Linked DNA regions of Mus musculus: region 1 is linked to region 2. The links are chromatin loops, found by intact Hi-C in ENCODE. Cell type or tissue: left cerebral cortex. All regions are shown on one strand. Each heading gives the region's core, and the rest is flanking DNA. Links, peaks and the distances in the headings are about the cores only.

Region 1 (7,631 bases), core at 806-5,805, 400 kb after region 2:
TACAGAGTCGCACACTCACTGACACCTCCCTGGCCTCAGAGCTTTCAGTCCCGTGGTGGGGCTTGGGCTCCACAGGGATCTGACTGCTAATTTTCTGTAGCTCTCATGGGAAGGGAGGCTTAAAGACCCTTCTTTTAACAGAAAAAGCCCTACTTTTAGAGCCCCTACCCGGTCCCTTCTGCCAGGTTAGGCCCAAGCCACAGGCGGAAGCCGGGCGGGTTGTACCTCCTGTCCGCTGGATAGTAAAGGGCGTAAGCGTCACGCAGCGCGGAGGCGGGGCTCCCCACGCCGGGAGGGTCCCAGTCATAGAAGTCTTGCAGCGGGTTTCCGTCCTGGTCGTAAGCCTCGTCTTCTGGTCTGCGGGACAGCCAAAAGGAGGGTCATTAAAAGTCACTTCCTAGTTCTGCCAAGTTCTAAGAAAGTCCAGTTGATTTTCCTTCTTCGTTATGGTCTCCCATGGAGAATTGCCCTTACTTCCAGAATGGTCCCGGGAACAAGGTAAGGGAACTACACCCAGCAGCAGTTCCTACTGGAAGTACCGCAGGGAAATTCGCTCACACCTCCTCAGGAGAAACAACTATCTCCGCCAGGGCCACTGGACAACCGTGTAGACCCCAACACCTGCCAAGGAAAACACCCGCTTTCTCCCTCACCTGCCCCAGGCTCCCCTAAGTAGCATGTAGCTCTCATGAGACAGATCCTAAGAAATGATATGATTCGGAGACGGGGAGACCCAGGGAAGAATAGAAGGAATGAGTGGATAGGTTGGATGCAGGAGGACAACTTCATCAGCAGCCACCCCCATCCGATCCGCTGAGCCCAGGGGAGCCCTTCCCTGCGCAGATGTAGGTCACGGAGAACCTCCAGCATCTATTTTAGGCTGAAGAGAATCTGCTAGGAACATGAATAATAGATGTCCCTAAACTTAGCTAGTTTGGTTCATACTGTGGTGTGGCAGAGCACTCCAGAGCCTATCACCCAGGAAAAGTGCTAGGCACACGGAACTTTGAGAATAGCTGGAGGTGAAAGAAGAGCTTTCGAGTCAATTAAACAAAGAGTTCCTGCTATCTGTTAGCAATGGCGGGGAGGCTGGGTATCATCTCAACCTCAAAGAGCAAGGAAAGGGGTGGACTTGGACTGACATTCCGTAGGTGTCCAATGACCTCACCATCTCCTCACATATCGCATCTTTGTGGGACAAAAGACAGGCAAAAGAGGACGAAAATGCAAAGTCGGGTGGCTTTGGGCTCCAGGAGTACTCAGAATGCAATCCGGACAAATAACCTTCACTAGTCAGGATTCAATCGTTCTTGGGGCGGGCTCTTGCTTGCCTTTTGGCCCTCCCAGGAGAGGCCAGAGAAACTCCTCCGCACCGACATAACCAGCCCCCCCCCCCAGGGATACCCCAACCCAGGTCCCAGACTTTCTGGCCACCCCTGCTTTGCCCTGCGACCACATGCTGGAATCCTGTTACAGAAACTAGGATTTCTGTCTGCCAAAACATCAATGGTCAGATACCCCTAAGGCAGAGGTCTTGGGCGGGGCTCCAAGAGTCAGCTCAACGCCGCGCTCTCCTGGCTGCCCTGAGTGCCACCCGGCACACACGCCACTCGGCCCCACGCATTTCTACTGTCCCGAATACGTGTGAGGGTTTCTGGAGCTGCGACAGGGAACCTGGGCAGCGTTTCACTATTAGAATCAGAAGCCAAGACAAAAGCCAGGTTTTCTGCATCCCCAGTTGAGCTAGGCTGTCCTCCCAACCCCTCCTGCCTGCTGGCATTCTCTCCCTCCCTCGCATCCGTTTCTTCTCCCTCCATTGCTTTCTCTTTCTTGCGTTATTCCGTCTCTCAAATAGCTTTTCCTTAACCGTGTGTCGGCAACACCCCCACCCCAAGGAATTCTAGGGCTCCAACTCCAGTTGAAACAGGGCATAATTTAAAGAAAGCTCTTCCAGTGGGAAAGAATTCGAACGAGACAACAGGAAGGACATAGGAGCGAGAGACCCCGCCCCAATAGTCCAGACTAGGCAGTAACAAAGCAAAGTGGGGAGAGCATCACTCTCACCCCCGCCCCGGGCTTTGATCTGGGAACTGAAGTTTGCCAACTTACTCAAAGAATAGGTAGAAAAAGAAAAAAAGAAAGAAAGAAAGAAAAGCTAAGCCGGAAGGGGGGCGCACCCTGCCACCTTCACAGGGAAGATTTCTACAAAGATAGGAAACTCACTCTCTTTACCTGAGTCCCTGGGCTCCACTGGTGAGTAAGGAGGGAGTCTGTGGCTGTACTAGAGCCTGTCTGATCCTCAGGCTTAGCTAGGGACCCAAAGGGGTCCACCTAACCAAAGGCTGTAGAAATGCCTAGGTGCTCAGGAAGCGATGTTTAGGAGCCTGACATCCAGATCTGCAGGGAGGTGACCAAAGTGGGTGTCTGGCTAAGGGAAAACCTAACTTATATTAGGGAAGCACTTACCTGATCCCAGGGAAGCTGAGTCCGGCGGCAGGTGAACAGGAGACACTGCTATGCATTATTATCCCATACACCAGCAGGGCCAGCCTTGCTCCGCTACACATGGTCATTCTGCGCAGGAGAGGAAAGAGGGTATGCAGTGAGTGAAATCGCTCCTGGCTTTCTACCTTCTAACCCGAAGAAACTCTTGGGAGCTGGGGAGCCAGTGAAACTGTGACTCCCTGTGTTAAACACCAGTTAGCCACGCTGGGGCGTCCAACTACTTCTCTCTTGGTATAGTTCGAAAAAATAGCTTTGTGTGTGCCCAGCACCCAGTAACTAGCCAGACCTTGAACTAAAGAAGGCTAACTAATACACTGATGCTGCTGGCAGCACAAGGAGGGAGCCTGTAGTCAATCAATCGGTTAGTATGCTAAGAATCCCAACACACACACACACACACACACACACACACACACACACACACACACACACACAAACCCCTTATTATTAGACTCTTACGGTGTCTAGGAAAGGGTTGACTAAGTAGGACAGCGGGCAAAGGCTCCTTCGAGTTTCTGCGCTGGAATCACAACCCGAGAAGCATCAGTCACTGTCTGGAGCTGGTGTCTGGAGAGAAGCCGCGGGAATTAGCTGAAGGAGCTGGGGAGACTTGTTTGCCGAGGCTAAAATTCCGCTCAAAACTTTGTAGACGCACAAAACTAGGAGGGAGCGTGACACCGAAGGAAGTGGGCGAGGAGAGAGATGTAGAAGAGAGAGTAGGCGAGCAGCCAAAGGGAGGGGGAGCAGAGTGGACTTAAGTCCACCGGGAGAAGAAGCTAATGGGTAAGAAAAGAGGAAAAGTCAGTGGGGGGGGGGGGGAGAGGGAAGATGGCCTCTGTGGGAGACTATCTGGCAGCTTGCGGAAGTCGGGAGTCGGAGGCACCTTCTCTGCTCTGAGGTCTCAGGCTGCGTCTGAAGATGCTGCTGCTTCTGCTGCTGACAGAGGTGACTGGCCTTCTGCTCGTTTTTATATATGCAGTTAACAAAATAAGCTGTCCGAACGTGGTTTCAGGAGACACCTCTTTGTCAACATCTTTCTGCCTTCAAGTACAGAATATTTTGGTTGCACTGTTGCACTCCGATTTTTATTCATGATATGACTTCCTTTTTTTTCTCCCCCAGTCACGTAATGATCCGGTATCAGTAAAAGACGTCAGCATCCTAGTCCCTCAAGGAACATATTAACTATTCTGTGCAGTCCTCCAGGATGATAAGATCCGGAGTCATCCGCTTCTGATAAACACCTTTCACTCACACAATCCAATTTTTAAGAAGTCCAATTATTTTGATGGTTTTCGATTTCACTGATTTCTCAAAGACAAGTAAAGAACTCGTAGAATTTAGAGAATGGTGAAGTCATGTTTTTATTGAGTCCCTAATTTTTCTTAATTTTCACTCAACCCCCACCAATGACAACTCTGATCTCTAGATTTAAGCACCATCAAGATCTCCTATTAATAATTTTAATTTTGATCTCTCAATTCCTTGCATATGCTTTTTCAAATAGGCTACTAAACATGGAAGTCGTTTTGTGTTTTAAAGGAAAGAATTATAAGGATTTTCAGTAAATATCTAATGAGTCTGGCTGGGTTGACAGTCTGTCTCTGAATAGATTGATGGATGAGACTAGGATGAGAGCCTGTGGTGCTGTCCAGGCTCTTGGTGCTGAACTATTTGGGCGCAGATGCTGCAAATGTTGAAATTTGCCACTGGTTTAATTTTCACCACAGCCTCTAAATTTGAAGCTTTGGCAGTGGTGCTCTTACTGTGGGAGTTCATTGTCTAAATCACCCCGCTGTTCATATTAATCTTCCCTTGGATTCTGTGTCCACGAATGTCCCAGTGCTCAGAACCTGCTTAATCCCTGCCTCAGTGCAAAGCTTTTTCTTCTGAGTTAGTCCTAGTATTCAGATGGATCTTTACCTTTCCTGTCTACACACTTTCACACTCTCCGTGGCTCTTACTAGTTTTAAAAATTGAAACCATGTCACTGTGTTTTCTGCAATAATTGAAAATTTAAGATTGTGAGGGTGTGACGTGTGTCTCTTGAATTTCTCTTACATGTTGAATTCTGTTTAGGGAAATATAGACTCGGAATGCAGGAGGATTCCCTGCACAAGTTGTCTTGATAAAGGTTGCTACCAGGAACCCTTCCCTGGGGGATAGTTAATATTTTTAACTAAAAATAAAATGAAAAGAAGAAAGCAATGAGAAAAGATCACATTCACTGGGGACCTTCTAAGCACCTGAGTAATTTCAGAAGATTCAGAAATTTCTGGTCCACTAGGAAATCTCGAGAGCCTTTCTTTTCAAGGGAAAATAGAAGCATCAATAACAGTTAGTGTGCATTTTTACTATCTGAAGCTCTCTCTCTCTCTCTCTCTCTCTCTCACACACACACACAGTGAGAGAGAGAGAGAGAGAGAGAGAGAGAGAGAGAGAGAGAGAGAGAGAGAGAGAGAATTAAGTACGAGTGCTGCTGCCTATACTGTGATTTGGGTTTAAATAAGTTTAAATAAGCTGTTAGTCCTGAGTACTTTTTCCAAGCCACAGTATTTCTCACTTTTAATGCTATTATCACCTTTGTTTGAGGTTTAATACTTTCCCCAATTATCAAAAATTTTCCTTATTTCCTGACTTTGAATGATCCAAAGCTGCCTGTCTCCTCTTAGTTTCCTCCTAGCTTTAGATTGAATACTATCAACAAACTACTTCTACACAGGGGATGTTTCTCTTTGTGTTATATTATATCTGTCTGCTATCTTAGGTTGGGGTGACTACATCCCTGAACTACATATTCAGCGTCCACCTTTCCTGGCCCTCACACAAAGAGCTTGCAGTGAACAGGAAAGATAATCCAGCAGGACTGCTTTTCATAACAAACTTGTCCAAAACTATTGCCTACAGTGGTTCTCCTGACTTTTGAGTCAAAGGTGAACTCCATTAAAATTCCCACTTTTGCCTCCCACTTGAATTCTGAAATGAGTTCCATCTGGAAAGACATTTAAAAATCTCCAGGACTACGCATTTAAAATTTACAATTCAATGCCCAACTTTTTAGTCAAGAGAGCCACCATGTGGGGAGTTTGGTTGACTTCAAGGTCTGTTAAAGGCAAAACCCACAAGCAAGAAAAATAAGCAAGAAATAAATGTAGCTAGGAGTTGTGGTGAACACGAAAGAAAGAAAGAAAGAAAGAAAGAAAGAAAGAAAGAAAGAAAGAAAGAAAGAAAGACAGACAGACAGACAGACAGACAGAAAGAAAGAAAGAAAGAAAGGAAGGAAGAAAGAAAGGAAGGAAGAAAGAAAAGTAAGCAAGCCTTCAAAAGCACTAGCTTGCGTCCAGTTCAATGGAGTATCTGGGTTGTTGACACTCTTACTCCCTGGGCCTGGGTACCCCAAAATCATACAACTTGAAGTCAATCCCATTCAGTAGAGTGAAAAACTCAGTAGAGAATTTGAGATTATTGGTGAGTAAACTCCAGAGACCTTGTCTTTCTTGGCACTTTCTGAAGTCCACCTAGCCCTGCCTAGAGGACTAAAAATCCTTGATCCCATACAGGCTCGTTTCACAGATATTTTCATGGCCAATGGCAATCTTTAATTAGGTGTGCTTGGTGTCTGGAGATCAGGGAAGCAGTTCTGGACTCAGTTCTGGACTGAGCCCCTAATCAAAAATATTGAGGGGAGGAAAGAAGGCTGAACCCTTGGTCGTTGGAAATTGAGGAAGGTTGTGGAAAAGAAAAATTAGAAACCTATGTGTGTTGAGGTCTTGAGAGCTGTGTGGGTTTGGAACTGCATCCTACTTGGTCAAAGCCATTCACTGAGCCCTTTCTGCTTTGGTTCAAAGACCAACGCTGGCTTCCTAATTACTCCTCACAAGAGAGAATATTTGCCGTTAATTTCAGGGATGCTTCAGTGCAATCTTAAAGCTGCTGTATCTCGGAGGCTTTTGAGTTTGCAGTTTTGAACCTATGTGCAGTAAGCAACCATCAGGCAAAAAGCAGGCAAGAAAGCTTCTCACCCAATACTGTCCACAGAAACTAGTATGCCAGCAAAGACTGGATAGGAGACCAAAGCCAGCCACATACATTTGCTAATTTAGGAATGCATGTGGCAACTTGGACTAAGACGCAGGAAGGAGCCTGGGCACAAATACAAGAGACCCTCAACTAAACAGCTGTTCCTGGGAAGACTAGGGAGAAGAGAAAAGGAGGAGTATGTGGAGTATGTGGAGGGAAAAGCCTTGTGATTTTTCTATTTTGATAGTACAGAAGAATGGAAAGCCTTCTGTCCAACACCCATACTCCTTTCTCTTCATCCTCATGATTTGTTAGACTTCCCAAGCTGTCAACTTTTCTCCAGATTATGAAATCTAGGAATGCTATATTAGCTAGAATCATATTATTATAGAAAATATGAATACCCACAACATCTTGGAATGCAAGCTCTCACCACTGTTCTCCAACAGGCAACAACTAAAGGTATCTGAGGCTAAGCCATGACTGACTTACCTGAAAAACACTCTTCAGACATGTTTATTGGAAACAAGGAAAGGCCCTTAATTTCAAATTCCTAATGTGTTAGCTCCTGTTTGTCCTGTTAGTCCTTTAGATCTGAAAACAAGTTTTAATCCAAAACATTGAACAAGCTAAAAATCAAATTAATGCACCCCTGAATTGTTTCTCCCCACACATCTGCATTTCTGATGTGGGAGTCTTGAACACTGAATCACTCAATTCAAAGAATTTTTTACCTTCAAAGAAGTAGATTTTTGTATTGAGACAGATTTTGGTCTTTTGAAATACAACTCCTAGTCAGAGTTTGACTTTGCAAAGGGTTTCCCATTACTAAACACAACGGCATTTGAAGGGTCTTGTCTGTCACTCAGATTCCAACTCTTGAAATCATCTCCACTTGGGAAATTTGTTGAATGGGAATCTGGATCCAGCAAACCCATGGCAAATTAAACTATCTGCTCTTGTGCAGACCAGTGAAGTGGAGCTCAGTTTCTCAGGTAAGGCGATTTCTATTCCTTTCCTCCTGACCCATTAAGAGCACTCATTATTTCCTGTGTCCTTTTCCCATTCCTTAACTACTTAGCTCTCCACATTGCCCATTACCACCA
Region 2 (7,631 bases), core at 1,497-6,496:
AGGATATTATTTATTATGGTTCATTTGTCAAGCCAGGATTACTTTCAAATGTATAATGTGCCATATTTATAAATCAATACACTTATATAAAATTTTAACTTACAGTAGTAATTTTCTCCATATTATGGGATTCCATATGGAACATGTGTGTGTGTGTGTTTCTTGACATCAGCAAGGTTTTGGTCTTAGTCAGACAAAAAAAAAAAAAAAAAAGAGAGAGATTTCCCCCATGAGGTATGATTTTGCATTTCTTTAATCATGGGGAAACGAGTATTTTAACACAATTTTGTTACATTTTCTTTTTAGTAAGTGATCTATTCAAATCCTTAGTTCACTTACTTTGGGGCTGATTTTCATGGTTTTCTGAAAGGAAATAATATTTACTTACTATTAACTGCTTGATATAGGTAAAGGTATATTAATGTACCTTTCCTATTTGATTTATATAATCTACTAGATTTTAATGCACATACATCCCCCCAAAAACTCTTACAATTACTAGATAAACTCTTAGTTTGTTTCTAGAACCTTGGTAGGGAAGAAAATGGTGGGTGAGATGAGAATATTATTAACAAGTGCCAGCTGATCAGAAGAGAGCATATCCTAAGGGCCTTGCACAAAAGGCTCTTATGCTGACAACTACAAACAAAATGCTTATATAGAACATTTTGAAGGAATATATTTTGTCCACAGACAGATGGGTATGAGACTATGATTAGTCCAATTATCTGACATAAAATCTCATCTTATTTGAAGGTCACACATGTTTTGGTTGTACAAATGTGAAAAAGATAACTTATTAGTAATTATTGTGACCAGTGTTCCTCCTTTCTTGATAGAATGCCTAACTCTAGCAGTTAACTTCTTAGTTATTTAGATATGGCTTTTCTTTAAGATTTATAATGCTCAGAATAGGAAAGAAATCAAAAAGATATTCTAAATGACAGTTTGCAAATGACAAGTTGACACATTATGCAGACTCATTACCACACTCAAAATGATGAATAGGTCCATCACTCCTAATAAGTTTGATTTCTACAAATGTTTTCTCAACTTTTATTCTAAACAATTATCCCTTTTACTTGAAAATATTTTGATATGTTAATTATTTACCTGAGGTTTTCTTAGTGTACATTTTTGTGCCTTGCTCCAAAATTATTTATAAATTCACTCACAGGCAAAAATAAAAGAGTAATGAGCAATTAAAAGTTCACCAGTGTTCATAAGGGAGGAACCAAGCAGTGACATATGAGAAGGCATGACATTCGGTTTTACATTGTAACTGAAGATAATTTTGAAATAGCTTCTTTTAAGCACAAATTGGTTTTTAGTGTTTTCTCTCTCTCTCTCACTTTCTCTCTCTCTCACTTTCTCTCTCTCTCTCTCTGTCTCTTTCTCTCTTCCTTCATTTCCCTTTCAAGTGCTTAAGATGAAACTCAGCACCTCACATATTGACTCAGCAAGGACACCAAGGGATATTGAGTGGTTTCCCTAGTTCTAAATTACTGTTAAATCATCAGTATTACCTTCTCTGATATATATATATGGGTAGATAAAACATACTGGTTTTAAACAGGTAGTAGATCTAATCCTATTAATCCTATTATAATCATATTCAATCCTATTTTAGCTTAATAAATATGCTGGCAAACTTAAACTGCTTCATATAACCAGTCAGATCTGTGAGGTTCTGTGCTAACTGCTTTTATGTCAACTTGACCAAAGCAAGAGTAATCAGAATGGGAGGAGTCTCAATTGAGAAAATACCTCCATAAGATCCGGTTGTAGAGTATTTTCTTAATTAGTGACCAATGATGGAGGACCTATCCCACTGTGGGTGATGCCATCCTAGGACAGTAGTCCTAGGTTCTTTAAGAAAGTAGGCTAAGCAAGCCATGTGAAGCACGCCAAAAGACACCTCTTCTCCTTGGCCTTTGCATCAGCTCCTGCCTGCAGGTTTCTGTTTTGTGTGAGTTCCTGCCCTGATTTCCCTTGGTGATAAACAGCAATGTGAAAGTGAAAGCTGAATAAACCCTTTCCCCTAAAACTTGCTTTTTGGTCATGGTGTTCGTTGCAGCACTAGAAACTCAAATCAAAGACATTTTTGGTCCCCCTTTTTTTCCAATGGAGAAACAAGTCTGGTCATGGGGAGGCACATTGTGTAGGGCTAGTGAGATGCTATAACTTAAGGGGAGACTCCATACACTACAGCAGGGGAGTCTACCTACTAACCTTGTGAAAAAATGTGTTTTTTTCTTTCTATTTAGACTAGAAAATAAGAGAGGGGTATGGAAAGGGGGGGGATAGCTTTTATGACTAGATAAGTAATGAAATAAAATACAAAAAAAAAAGAGGACCAATTTAAGACAATACAAAAAGAGTTTGAATTTAGAAATTTCAAGAAGAAACAATAGTAAAAACCAATAAGAATGAGATATAAAGGGGGAAAAGTGTTATAGGTATATATACAAAAGGAGACAGTGTCAAGTAGAGACCCATTAAGCAAGAAGGGTGTACGGGTGTGTGTATCTGTATGGTGGGGGGGCATCTGAGAAAGAGAGAGACAGAGACAAAGAGAAAAGAGAGGAGAGAGAAAAAAGAAAGAAGGGGGAAGCACACTGTTTCCATTATCTAAATATCAGTTCAGGTCATGCTAATGTTGTTGGGTATTTTTTTAAATCTCTGCTCATAAATAAATACAAAGAAAAGTAGTAAAGTTCATAGAGCAAACACCCATAAGCAATAACTGCCTGTAACCCTGTTACGTACTCCTCATAAAGTATCTTCTTTACTCTTTGTTTTGCTTTAGTTTTTTCGAGACAGGTTTTCTCTGTAGTTTTGGCTGTCCTGGAACTCACTCTGTAGACCAGACTGGCCTCAAACTCATAAATCTGCCTGCCTCTGCCTTCCAAGTGCTGGGATTAAAGGCGTGCGCCATCACTGCCTGTCATAAGTTATCTTCTTAATTACACTAAATAAATAGTAGTTTCTTTTGGTCATGCTTAACCATGAAAGAATAATTTTACATTAAAAAGAATTTTTTTTTGCTCATTATACCATTTGAGCATCACAAAACAAGTCCTTTATTTAAAAATATTTCAAAATTTTAATATTAATTTTTAAATGATTTTACTGTTTGTCAGGTTCATACAATTAATTTTATACAATTAATTATTCTCATCTTCACCCCAGTTCGCTCTCTTACCTGACGTTCTCTTGCTGTACCTCCTCTCAGAAAGACTCCTCTACTTCCAGGTCTTCCTCTGGTATGTTGCCCACTGAGTTTAATTGGAGTTTCTCATCATTTGCAAGTTTTATCCAGGGTGAGAGAGAAAGTATAGGAAGATTTTTGTCTTGTTTTGATTTTAAAGTTATTTTAAAAGGGCTTATTCATTTTTATGTTATGTGCATATGTGTATCACCTGCATGTATATATGTGTATCAAGTGAGTTTCTGGTGACCAGAGAGACCAGAAGAGACCATCAAATTTCCTGCAACCCCGTCATAAATGGTTGTCAGTCACCACATGCATGCTTGGAATCAAATACTGGTTCTCTGGAAGAGCAGAGAGTGCTCTTAACCACTGAGCCAGCTCCAAAATTCTTTTGTTTAATTATATGAAAATAGATGTTAAAATGATTCAATGAAAATAAGAACTTTTTATTATACTTATGGTAAAAGACTTATTCTGACTCCAGCAAGCATTTTTTGTGGAAGCAGCAATAAAAAAGTGCATGTCCCTGTTGCCACAGTACTGAGTGGGTGTGCTTCCTTAACAAAGCAGGTAGCGTAGTGATGAGCAAAAACAGGATGGGAACTAAAGTCACTAAAAATAAGCCCTGCTTTCTCAACCATTTCATAAGAGAAATCAGAAACATATTCTTTTCAAGGAGGGATAAGGAATCTGTCCTCAAATTTGGGGTAGCTTATGGATAGAGGATATTTTGCCTCATCACTTGCCTTATTGAGTTTTAAGCCATATGGTCCTGGGTTTGGATCACAGAATTTACAACACTGGTGAGCACAGTGTGTCCCATTCAGACTTCATCCAGCAGCTCACTTTTACATCTTAATATAGTCATCACATTAAATCATGACTTAAGGGAAGTTTTTAAAAGCCAAGTAGAAATACCACTCTGAGCTAAGATTACAGAAATGAAAAACACTCTTCGGCTCTTGTAAATTGAATTAAAATTATAGTATCAAGAATAGAATCAACATTTGTGCATTAATGTATTTTTATCTTCCCTAGAGTTTTGAATTTGAATGTTTCCTATTCTGGATTCTGGCATCTGAGTTATTTCCTCTCCCACACACATCCTCTCGCCTTCATGTACCACTTAATTAAAAGGGAGATTACATGAACACCTAATGATGTCCTTCTGTCTGCAAGCTCCCTTGCTACCAACCCCAGGAAGATGCATATGTCCTGACAGCACCTGGCTCTGAATCTCTACCATTCATCTGCTACAGTGTGGGACATGGATAGTTGAAATTACCTCCTATTTTCCACTTATTTTCTAACACTTTTAAAGAGATAAACCTACAGATAAAGTTAATCATAACAATTTTAATTTCACACTCTCCTATATGGTCTGCTTTACAAAGCCTCAAATTCATAACTTATACATTAAGCAACAATCCTTTCCTTATCTAAATATTTGTCAGACTGCTGAACCTTCTAGTCCCATATGTACACTTCCTTATAAAAATCTACTTTTTCTAGAACATGGCTAATGCTGTTTAACAGGAACTCACCTTCTCTCCAGACATATTGTCCTGTAGAGGAATTTTAATCCAGCTGCTCTCCAAGTATTTGAATCTTTTAGGTCAATGTGATAGAGCTGGAATACAGACATGCCATTAGTACACACCTTTAATCCCAAACAATATATGTTAGGTTAATTTGTAAAAGGAAGCGGCCATGTTTAAAAGTGACTTCTAATTGAGGAGTAGAGAAATTAATTAATCATAGGAAATAACTCAGAGAAAGGATATGCTCAACTCTCTGGAGAACACGTAAGAGAAAGGAGGCTACATAAGAGAGCAATACAAGAGGGGGGGAGGAGGTAGTATTACTGGGACAGTTTTGCAGAGACAGGTTGATGAGAGTACAAGCTAGACACAGATGAATATAGAACAAGCCAGAGAATGAGGAGTAAGATTAGGATGACTGTCACAGTTAGTTTGAAGCCAAACAGCAATTCAGTCAGAAGCCAAGAGAAGCCAATTTGAATCAGTCAGGATGGAGAGCATTTTAAGCCAAAACAACTGAGTTGAACCAGTCAGCCAGAGTTCTAGAAAGGGTGAGCTATTTCAGCAGTAAGCCTCCAAGACAACAATTACATAAGGCCAATAAAAGTTACTTTTACATTGCTAACAATAACAGATTCAATATTCATCTTTTACCATTTCCTAGTAATATGTGATCAGAAAGAATCTTATTCAGTTGGTTTAGCCATAACCTCAACCCCACCCCATACCTAATGTTTCTTCTTGGTCATTTTTCACACAAAAATTTCTGCTCTGTGCTTCGATATAATTTCCCAATTGTCATTATAATATTCAAAGCTGAATGCAAACCCCTTGCAGTGTTTCTGAATAAATTCCTTTTCATTATACCTTTAAAGTATGGCATCAAATAATCTTAACAAGTTTAAAGTTGGTTTTATCAGCATCCTAGACAGGGTTCAAGAAATAAGGAAGCCCAGAAATTTCAGGAAAATGCCATGCAGAATCTCAACCACGCAGAGCACTAAAATGAATTATTTATTTGAAGATGCCCTGAAGACACCACTAAAAACACATGCTTTCTGCAATCTGTGTGTTTGACTGCACTTGCACAGAGCACTAATGACTACTCCTTTTTATTCATTTCAAAATTCTTTTCCTCTTCGAATCTAATATCATATTCTTTGACAATATTTATTGAAGTATACAGTCCAAGCAGTTAGTGTCTACATCTACATGCAAAAACAAAAGCTCTTATGGGAAAGAAAATACTGTTTAGTTTCTAACAATATGATGTAACAAATTAAATTATGCACCCTGAGTTTAAGATCCTGTTTAGACCATCCCATGTCTAAGATGACAAGAGTTCTCTTCTCCTTGCATTTATGGGTAAACCCCACTGCTTCTCCTACATTATTATTTCCATGGATATACTCTCTCATCATTTTGCCACAACACACGTTCAAGAACCATTCTAAGAAATATAGAATGGATATATGCCCAGGAGAGGTATTGCTGGATCCTCCAGTAGTACTATGTCCAATTTTCTGAGGAACCGCCAGACTGATTTCCAGAGTGGTTGTACAAGCCTGCAATCCCACCAACAATGGAGGAGTGTTCCTCTTTCTCCACATCCACGCCAGCATCTGCTGTCACCTGAATTTTTCATCTTAGCCATTCTGACTGGTGTGAGGTGGAATCTCAGGGTTGTTTTGATTTGCATTTCCCTGATGATTAAGGATGTTGAACATTTTTTCAGGTGCTTCTCTGCCACTCAGTATTCCTCAGGTGAGAATTCTTTGTTCAGTTCTGAGCCCCATTTTTTAATGGGGTTATTTGATTTTCTGAAGTCCACCTTCTTGAGTTCTTTATATATGTTGGATATTAGTCCCCTATCTGATTTAGGATAGGTAAAGATCCTTTCCCAATCTGTTGGTGGTCTTTTTGTCTTATATACGGTGTCTTTTGCCTTGCAGAAACTTTGGAGTTTCATTAGGTCCCATTTATCAATTCTCGATCTTACAGCACAAGCCATTGCTGTTCTGTTCAGGAAGATGCCCCAACTGGTAAGAAGGACACATGCTCCACTATGTTCATAGCAGCCTTATTTATAATAGCCAGAAGCTGGAAAGAACCCAGATGCCCCTCAACAGAGGAATGGATACAGAAAATGTGGTACATCTACACAATGGAGTACTACTCAGCTATTAAAAAGAATGAATTTATGAAATTCCTAGCCAAATGGATGGACCTGGAGGGCGTCATCCTGAGTGAGGTAACACATTCACAAAGGAACTCACACAATATGTACTCACTGATAAGTGGATATTAGCCCAAAACCTAGGATACCCAAGATATAAGATACAATTTCCTAAACACATGAAACTCATGAAAAATGAAGACTGAAGTGTGGACACTATGCCCCTCCTTAGAAGTGGGAACAAAACACCCTGGGAAGGAGTTACAGAGACAAAGTTTGGAGCTGAGATGAAAGGATGGTCCATGTAGAGACTGCCATATCCAGGGATCCACCCCATAATCAGCATCCAAACGCTGACACCATTGCATACACTAGCAAGATTTTATCGAAAGGACCCAGATGTAGCTATCTCTTGTGAGACTATGCCGGGGCCTAGCAAACACAGAAGTGGATGCTCACAGTCAGCTAATGGATGGATCACAGGGCTCCCAATGGAGGAGCTAGAGAAAGTACCCAAGGAGCTAAAGGGATCTGCAACCCTATAGGTGGAACAACATAATGACCTAACCAGTATCCCGGAGCTCTTGACTCTAGCTGCATATGTATCAAAAGATGGCCTAGTCGGCCATCACTGGAAAGAGAGGCCCATTGGACACGCAAACTTTATATGCCCCAGTACAGGGGAACACCAGGGCCAAAA

The links. Peaks named below come from ENCODE experiments on the same cell type or tissue, not always from the same donor. Only the 100,000 strongest peaks of a DNase experiment are listed, where the experiment ranks them.
Region 1: it touches region 2 in a loop (2.3-fold over the local background); 2 of 42 quality-filtered maps call a loop at or near these places.

The regions. Positions count from the first base shown.
Region 1 is chr17:93,194,956-93,202,586 of GRCm38, reverse strand. It overlaps Adcyap1 (adenylate cyclase activating polypeptide 1), which reads right to left and starts at 3,419. Exons shown (of 5, transcript NM_009625.3): 1 at 2,965-3,419; 2 at 2,467-2,574; 3 at 226-357. The coding sequence starts at 2,573. Gm32465 (a long non-coding RNA gene) reads left to right here and starts at 326. Exons shown (of 3, transcript XR_385916.4): 1 at 326-498; 2 at 7,395-7,520. In left cerebral cortex, for the core only: a CTCF peak has its summit at 5,578; DNase peaks (open chromatin) are centred at 2,695, 3,181, 4,482, 5,542 and 2 more places; H3K4me3 peaks cover 2,627 bases; H3K27ac peaks cover 1,673 bases.
Region 2 is chr17:93,594,763-93,602,393 of GRCm38, reverse strand. No RefSeq gene overlaps it. Among named protein-coding and RNA genes, the nearest start is that of Gm25935, 350 kb to the right of the region's middle. In left cerebral cortex, for the core only: no CTCF peak of the experiment used is centred there; DNase peaks (open chromatin) are centred at 3,825, 3,962 and 4,320.